Regions from separate parts of the Homo sapiens genome. Here region 2 is linked to region 1. Evidence: read pairs that join two places in POLR2A ChIA-PET (ENCODE). Cell type or tissue: GM12878. All regions are shown on one strand. Each heading gives the region's core, and the rest is flanking DNA. Links, peaks and the distances in the headings are about the cores only. Region 1 has its middle 39 kb from the start of SHB. Region 2 has its middle 120 kb from the start of SHB.

What was found. Peaks named below come from ENCODE experiments on the same cell type or tissue, not always from the same donor. Only the 100,000 strongest peaks of a DNase experiment are listed, where the experiment ranks them.
Region 2: POLR2A ChIA-PET joins it to region 1 with 5 read pairs; 3 of 35 experiments call an interaction of 5 or more read pairs at or near these places.

Annotation. Positions count from the first base shown.
Region 1 is chr9:38,106,293-38,110,687 of GRCh38, forward strand. No RefSeq gene overlaps it. Among named protein-coding and RNA genes, the nearest start is that of SHB, 39 kb to the left of the region's middle. RefSeq lists an enhancer at 1,519-1,698. In GM12878, for the core only: no CTCF peak of the experiment used is centred there; no DNase peak of the experiment used is centred there; H3K27ac peaks cover 367 bases.
Region 2 is chr9:38,184,534-38,188,928 of GRCh38, forward strand. No RefSeq gene overlaps it. Among named protein-coding and RNA genes, the nearest start is that of SHB, 120 kb to the left of the region's middle. In GM12878, for the core only: no CTCF peak of the experiment used is centred there; no DNase peak of the experiment used is centred there.

The sequences.
Region 1 (4,395 bases), core at 299-4,298:
CCCCGTCTCTAATAACAAATACAAAAATTAGCCAGCCATGCATCTGTAGTCCCAGCTACTTGGGAGGCTGAGGTAGGAGGATCGCTTGAACCCGGGAGGCAGAGGTTGCAGTGAGCTGAGATTGCACCACTGCACTCTAGCTTGGGCAACAGAGCCAGACTCTGTCTCAAAAAACAAAACAAAAGACATTTTATGGTGTGTTTTAGAAAGATTTACCTTCAAAATGATTATACTTCTTAGTTTATATCTGAAATAATTATAGTTTTAAATATTTTAGCCAAGGGAAATCTTCAGTTATCATTCAATTTCGTTTAAGTGGAATGGAGAGTATCAGCTTTTGCTAGGTAACGATGAGTCACATTTAATGAGTGTTTACCATATGTCAGGCTCTATCCTAAGTGCCTTATAGTTCTCTTAAGTTCTTTGATCCATAACAGCCCTATGCAATGGTACAAATATTATTCTTGTATTGAGTATGAGGAAACTGAAACACAGAGGGGTTTAGTAACTTGCCCAAGGTCACATAGCTAATAAGTGGCAAGCTTGGATTTGAACCCAGGGAGGCTGGCTCCTGAGAGAGAAGGAGCTCGTAAACACTATATTTTAGGGTGTCCCATATAACAAAGACTTACTTTCTTTGGATTTTTTTACCAAGTGATCATTCATGTAATGTATGTATGGACACTGTCACAGAATGTGCAGGTCAGTCAGGACAAAGTGGGAAAATCGGACACTTGATATCTTGATTCCTTCCTTTCCCCTTGCGATTTTACAAAGAAGGAAATTAAAGCCCAAAGACGGGGCAGGGGACCGGCCACCACCAGGAGGGTGATGGGCTCCCTGCCTCCCTCACAGTTTTGGCCGGGTGCAGTGGCTCACACCTGTAATCCCAGCACTTTGGGAGGCCGAGGCAGGTGGATCACTTGAGGTCAGGAGTTCAAGACCAGCCTGGTCAACATGGAGAAACCCCATCTCTACTAAAAATACAAAAATTAGCCAGGCATGGTGGTGCATGCCTATAATCTCAGCTACTCAGAAGGCTGAGCGGGAGAATCACTTGAACCCGGAAGGTGGAGGTTGCAGTGAGCCAAGATTGTGCCACTGCACTCTATCCTGGGTGACAGAGTGAGACTTTGTCTCAAAAGGAGAAGAAAAAAAAAAAAAAGGGCCCAAAGACGCATAATGACTTCCTTAAGGTTACAGCATGAAAACCAGACTGGAGGTCAGAACTCAACCCCCAAGCTGGGCTTTTCCCAGTATCATTCTTCGTTCTTAATGAGCCCTGTATCAGACTCTTAAGTGGTTCTGAACTCTCTTTCTCTGTCTTTGTTTCACAGTCCAAAGTCTTCTTAACCAGAAAGTGCATTTCCTCTTCAGTACCAGTAACCCCTGGTTCCAACTGCGTCAAAAACACTCCCTAGGCTTTCTCATGGCTGTCTTACCTGCTTTGCTGGGGCTATTTATGGAGGAAGAGCACAGGATCTGTTTTGCCTTTCATCAGAGTCAGGATCAGAGCAGAGAGGCTAGGACACAAACATTGAACCCCGAGATCCGGACCACATGACTAGGGTGGCGGAAACTGGGGCCCAGCCACAGCCAAAGCCATGGGGAGGCCATGCCAGCACAGCCATCACCCCATCATCTCCTCCCCTGGCTGTTCGTCTAATCCTCAACAGTGCTGAGATGCCACAGACTAGAAAGTGCTACAAGAAACCACACGGATTTGAGTGTCACAGTTGTGTGTGAAAAATACTGAACCAACTCTGGACTGGGAGTCAGGAGGCCTGGCTTCCGGGCTTGGCTCTTCCACTGACCAGCTATGAAGGTCTGGGCAAGTTGACACGCCCCTCTGGGCCTCTGTTTTCTCATGCGTGATAAGAGGTTAATCAGCTGCTTGCCTATCCTCACAGGATTACTGTGAGGCTGAAAAACAAAAGTGACAATGCTTTGGAGATAACAAAGCAGTGTAAAGATGTAAGGAATATTGTCATTGCACTGAGCTGGACCCAAGGTAGCAGCAGCTCTGGATCTCCTGCCCTGGTGATAAAGAGTTGTAGAAAAGGCTTTATCCACTCCCTTCTGCCATACCAAGACCTGCTCCCTGGAAGAGATTTGGGCAGTGGGAAAACAGAGCCCAGCCTGGGATTGTTTCCAACACCATGTGTTGGCTCTTTGGAGCACTGTGCCAGGAGTCAGGAGCCTGGGCTTTGGGCCCTACTCTACTGCAAACAAGCTGTGTACCCCAGCTGGGCTACAGTGTGAAAACCTGACTCTGCTAGTGTGGCCTCCCCATGACTGTGCCCAGGTCACCCCAGTCACATGGTCTGGATCTTACGCCCAGCATTCCTTTCCTAGTCCCTGTGCTCTGATCCTAACCTGATTAGAGCCAAATGAATCCTGTGCTTTCCCTCCATAAACAGCCCCAGCAAAGCAGGCTGAGCTAAGTGCTGCCACGTAGCCTCTCTTGGCTTCGGTCAGCTCTAAAAGTCTGATGCCACAATCAGATCATCAGCTTGAACACAGGGAGGTGGATCAGCTCTGAGATCTGAGGAAGGGGAAAAATGGTGGAAAAATACCTACTAAGCATTAGGTCCTTTCCATGTAATTGATCTCACCTCATTTATTCAGCCCACGGTTATGCCAAGCTCTGCGGCTGGTGCCGGGTACCGGCCATAAACAAGACAGACCTGGTTTTCTGGAGATTACAGTGAAGCAGGAGAGGTGGGCGTAAAACAAATGTTCACACAAATGCAGAATGACAATTGTGGTAATGGTACAAGGAAGAGAATAGAGCTATGGGGAGGGACCTAACCAGCCCATTATGGAGCTGAAACTTGACAGAGAATAAGTAGATGCCCAGCTAGAAGGGGGCTAAGCTTCCATGCAAAGGGAACAGGCGTGAAGGCCCTGAGGTTGGAAGGAGATTGCCATGACCCAGAGACCAAGCAAGAAAGCAAGTGTGTGTAAAATGTGGTGAGCAAGAGGGGCTGTTGCTGGCACTGATGTTGAGGGCCTGGCTGAGCTCTTTCTCTTGGCTATACTCAGAAGCAGAGGTCTTGATCTTAATCTTGGCATTCCCCCCTCCACCCCCACCCCCCCCTTTTTTTTGAGACAGGATTTTGCTCTGTCACCCAGGTTGGAATGCAACAGCATGATTATAGCGCACTGCAGCCTCAAACTCCTGGGCTAAAGTGATCCTCCTGCCTTGGCCTCCCAAAGTGCTGGGATTACAGGTGTGAGCTCCCCTAATCTTGGCATCCCTTTACCTTGGAATATGAGCTCCACTGACTTAGATTTTCTGCATACAATTAGAATTTCTTATTCTCTGGACAATCTGATTTATCATATTCACCAAATTTGATAAACATTCACTTTTTTTCTGAAAAACAGAAAAAAAAGACTCGTCCCTGCTCTTCTGGTCCTTGTCTGGAGGACAGGCTGAAGAGAGGGCAGCTGGTGGGGCAGACACTTGATTAAGAAACTCAAGCAAGGCTGAGATGCATGCCACAGAAGAAGCGCAAGGGGCCAGGGTTCAAGGACCAGGTCTGACAGTTACAGGAACTTGTCGTGTTAATGGCCACATCTTTGTAATGCTTGTCATTCCCGTGTGGGAGAGTTTCCAGGGAAAAGTATAATTTAAGCTGAGCCTTGAGATGTGATAGGACTGTTTATTTTTAATACGTTTTTCCAACTTAAAAATATATGCGCCTAAAAGAAAATTTGAGAAAAAAAAGGACAAAGAAGATAATTATAACTATCCTTAATCCAGAGCAACGACAGTAAACATTTGAGGGAGTATCCTTCCAGGCTTCGTATCTATGTTTAACAACATTGAAGTCATTGTATATAGACAATTCGGCAGCACTTTCATCTTTCATTTCACACGTCAAGGGTCTTTGCCTAGGCCATTACATGTTCTTTAAAAATACAATATTTGATGGCTGTTTAATATTCAGTACTTTGGGTTTGTGTAATCACTTCATTATCAGATATTTTGGTAGTTTCCAAATTGGTTGCTACTATGAATAATGCTGAAATGAGCATTGAAGTACATAAAACCTGTGGTGGCATCTGGGTATTCCCTTAGGGCAGAATCTGAGGAGTGGAACTGCTGGGTCGAAGAGTGTGAACATTTCTATGGCCTTGGGTATTTACTGGCCCATTATGTTCCCACTCACATTGTAGGAGCTCCTCTATCTCACTGCCACCCACCACCACTATTTTCATTTTTAAATCTTTGCCATTTTGATGGAAGACAATGCTGTTGCTGAAGAATGCCTTTCTTTGACTAAAGATGAGTCTGACTTCGACCAGCAAAGTGCGGGAATGGGGAGGTGAGGAAGGGCACTGAGAGAACAGTTTGCTGCTGGCATGGTTCCTTTCCAGGCAGCTCTG
Region 2 (4,395 bases), core at 299-4,298, 78 kb after region 1:
AGGCACCATTTTCATTATGCCAGTTTCAGAGCATGTCCCCACAAATTAAATCATAAAATTAAATCATAATTTAATCCCTTTTGGAGGGAGTAAGACATTTAGGATTTAATTTTGTGCTAAAGAATAATAATACAAAAATAGCTATCATTTAATGACCATTTATTATGTGCAAGGCACTGTGCTATGCACTTTATGCATCTTAGTTGAATGCTCAAACCCTTGAATTATGTACCATTATTATTCCCTGTTACAGATGAAGAAAATGAGCCAACTGCAGTGATGGATTTGAAGCAGGATAGATTATATGCTACCTATTCAGTCTTCTTGAGTACTATTTTTTCCCCCATTTAGTAAAAAAAAAAAAAAAAAGAAAAGAAACTGTAAAAGAAATTAGCCAAGGAGGCTGGATGCAGTGGCTCATGCCTATAATCCCAGTACTGTGGGAGGCCGAGGTGGGTGGATTACCTGAGGTTAGACATTGGAGACCAGTCTGGCCAACATGGCAAAACTCCTCCTCTACTAAAAAAAAATACAAAAATTAGCCGAGTGCGGTGGCTCATGCCTGTAATCCCAGCACTTTGGGAGGCCGAGGTGGGCAGATCACCTGAGGTCAGGAGTTAGAGACCAGCCTGACCAACATGGAGAAACCCCATCTCTACTAAGAATACAAAATTAGCTGGGCGTGGTGGCACATGCCTGTAATCCCAGCTACTAGGGAGGCTGAGGCAGGAGAATCACTTGAACCTGGGAGGTGGAGGTTGCAGTGAGCCAAGATTGTGCCGTTGCACTACAGCCTGGGCAACGAGAGTGAAACTCCGTCTAAAAAAAAAAAAAAAAAAAAAAAATTAGCAGGTCATGGTGGCACATGCCTGTAATCCCAGCTACTTGGGAGGCTGAGTATCACTTGAGTCCGGGAGGCGGAGGTTGCAGTGAGCTGAGATGGTGCCATTGCACTCCAGCCCTGGGCGACAGAGCAAGACTCCATCTCAAAAATAAATAAATAAATAAAAAAGAAATTAGCCAATGAAGAGTTAAAAACACCAAACAGAAGTGGTTTAAGTTTTTCCTTGCAGCTCAAGTGATTCTGTTTGTGACAACTAAAGACCCAGAGGTTCCATTTGATGTGTTAGTAGATAATACACCTTAAAATCTGCAACCATTTAAAAATTGGGCTAAAGACATTTAAAGCCACTAAAGTTGTCAAAAATAAACCCCACAAAACCTCATTATTTCTACCTATGTTAGGTCAGCTAGTGAAAGGAAAATGAAAGGTAATGGCTAAGAATTAGCTTTCCAAATGGCTCAGTCAAAGCCATTTGGAAATTTGCCAGTCCAAGGACCAACCCAAAAGAAACCTCAAATATAATCTCTTTGTACAAAGAAAAGAGACACCACAGGCATTATTAAAATACGAGAATTGGTGGAACCACTTCGATACTGGTCAAAAATCATGAGAATAAAATATTTTCAAATATCCTAGAGAAAGAAAGACATGTATTAATTATAAATTAAACACTATCAATCTTTGTTTCGATTCTTAATGAGTGTTTTTATCTGAGTTCGTTTTTATTAAATTTCCCTTGGGAGAGGAATGGTGGATTTACAGATCTTTTACTAGGGTCCACTTATTATGGGCGCTTTGCTAAGGCCATAAATTTTGCAGTTGAATGACAATAGCGAGGAGGGAGTAGAGCAAGCAGTGGATTGAAGCTGGGAAGGAGGGCAGGATTAAAGGTGGCTTGCACAGAAAACAGTTTTTACATTTTGATATAGCCCCAAATGACCTGGGTTAAAAGTACCACATTAACATGTCCTTTGAATAAAAATAGCCACATCAAAATGGACAGCTTCACTCAGATGTCTATCATAACACTCACTCTGGTTCAAAAAATTTATGATTCATAGGCTTAACAATAAACACACAGCTTTAGCTCCTTCTGAAGACCTGAAAGGTCATGGACTGGAATCCTGAGTTGTGAGGCCAGTTTCCTGAACCAAGATTCAGAGCTAGCCAGTGAACCTAGCAGATGGGCCAGCGTTCAATTTCCACTGAAGTCTGGCGTTCTCAATTCCTGTAACCGCCCAAGGGGTTCACCTTGCCTGCTGCCTACACAGACTCGATTCATCAAGACAGGGGAATTGCAATAGAGAAAGAGGAATTCGTGCAGAGTCAGCTGTGCATTAAACCAGAGTTTTATTATTACTCAAATCAGTCTCCCCAAGCAGAGTTTTTAAGGATAACTTGGTGGGTAGGGGGAAGCCAGTGGAGCCAGGAGTGCTGATTGGTCAGAGATGAAATCATAGGGAGTTGAAACAACCCTTTCCCAAAGCACACCTCCTTCTTGCCTGGGGACTAGACTGCCTTTGTAGGACTAACATTAGCCACAAGATTAGAGATTATGGTTTAGGAGTCATGCAATTGGAGGCTACAAGATTCTGACCCTCCCTAAACTGCTCCTAAGATCAATGCTTGAGATGCTTTGCAAATGCTGCACTTAATGGATCAGGGGGCACCACCTAGATCAATAAACTGGCTTATTTGATCCTGTGGCCCCCACCCAGGAACTGACTCAGTGCAAGAAGCCAGCTTTGACTCCCTGTGATTTCATCTCTGACCAATCAGCACTCCTGGCTCACTGGCATCCTCCAGCCTACCAAATTGTCCTTAAAAACTCTGCTCCCTGAATGCTCGGGAGACTGATTTGAGTAATAATAAAACTCTGATCTCTCACACAGCTGGCTCTGCATGAATTACTCTTTCTCTGTTGCAATTCCCGACTTGATAAAGATAAATCAGCTCTGTCTAGGCAGCGGGCAAGGTGAACCCACTGGGTAGTTACAATTGGGCCCCTGACAACCTTAGAGCCACAGCTGCTATACCAGCCCAGACTTTTACACTTGAGAGAAATTAACTTCTCTTTTTTACTGATACGTAGTCATTGTACATATTTATGGAGTACATGTGATATTTTGAAACATGCATCCACTGTGTAGTGATCAAATCGGTCTTTAAGATATTCATCACCTCAAACATTTATAATTTCTTTGTATTGGAAACATTTCAAATCTTTTAGCTGATTTGAAATATACAATAAATTGCTGTTTACTATAGTCATCCTATTGTGCTATCAAACGAGAACTTATTTCTTCTACATAACTATATGTCTGTACTCAGTAACCAACCCCACTTTATCCCCCTCTCTACTCTTTCCGGCCTCTAGTAACCATCATTCTACTCTAAAAAGTTGAATTCCGCAAGTTCAACTTTTTAGCTCCCAGAAATGAGTGAGAACATGCAATATTTGTCTTTGTGTACCTGGCTTATTTCACTTAACATAATAACTTCCAGTTCCATCCATGTTGTTGCAAATGACAGGATTTTTTTTTTTTTTTTTTTTTATGGATTAAGAGTATTCTCTTGTGTATGATCTCCTCTTTTGTTTAAGCCTCTGTTAGCCTGGGTTCCTGATGACACATCTGGACCTGTGTCCTAATTAACACTGTAGGTAAAGCAAGGATCTACGACCGTTTCCATCTTGTCTCTGTCATGAGGCTGTGAGCTCCTTATGGCAATCTCTCCCTACATTTCTTCCAGTTCCTCATGGTAGGCACAGCACTATCCTACGCCTTGGACCAGAATAGACTCTTGTGGATGCTTATTGGATGAATGAATGAATGAATGAACATGTCAGTGTGTTGCGAGCTGGGAGAGATGCATCAGAAAAGCAGTGGGATGAGAGTCACATACCCCGTACCCTTGTTGGAATTTATGTCTAGGAATTTGTGTTTGGCTGCTTGTAACAGAAAACCCTAATTTTGGGTAATGACTTAATCAAATAGTGATTCATTTCCCTCAAATGGTAAGGGCCTGGGGGTGGGTGGTTTCTGAATTGGGTTTGGTGCAGTTTTGGGGGTGGCCAAGCCTAAGTTTCTGCCATTCACTTGGCCTCTTCCTCATGGTCACAAGATGGCAGCCAAAATCCGACAGTTACATCCATGTCCCAGGGAAGGGGAAGGAGGCAGCAGGAAGAAGGCAAAAGGGAAAGTCAGCCAAGTCTGTCCCCTCTTAAAGGTCTCAGGCTGCTCCTGCCTTTTGCAGGGCCCACAATAAGAGTACAAGGCCAGGCGAGGTGGCTCACACCTGTAATCCCAGCACTTTGGGAGGCTGAGGCAGGCGGATCACAAGGTCAGGAGATCGAGACCAACCTGGCCAACATAGTGAAACCCTGTCTCTACCAAAAATATAAAAAATTAGCTGGGCATGGTGGCACATGCCTGTAGTCCTAGCTACTCAGGAGGCTGAGGCAGGATAATCACTTGAACCCAGGAGGCTGAGGCAGGATAATCACTTGAACCCCAGGAGGTGGAGATTGCAGTGAGCCAAAATCGCACCAC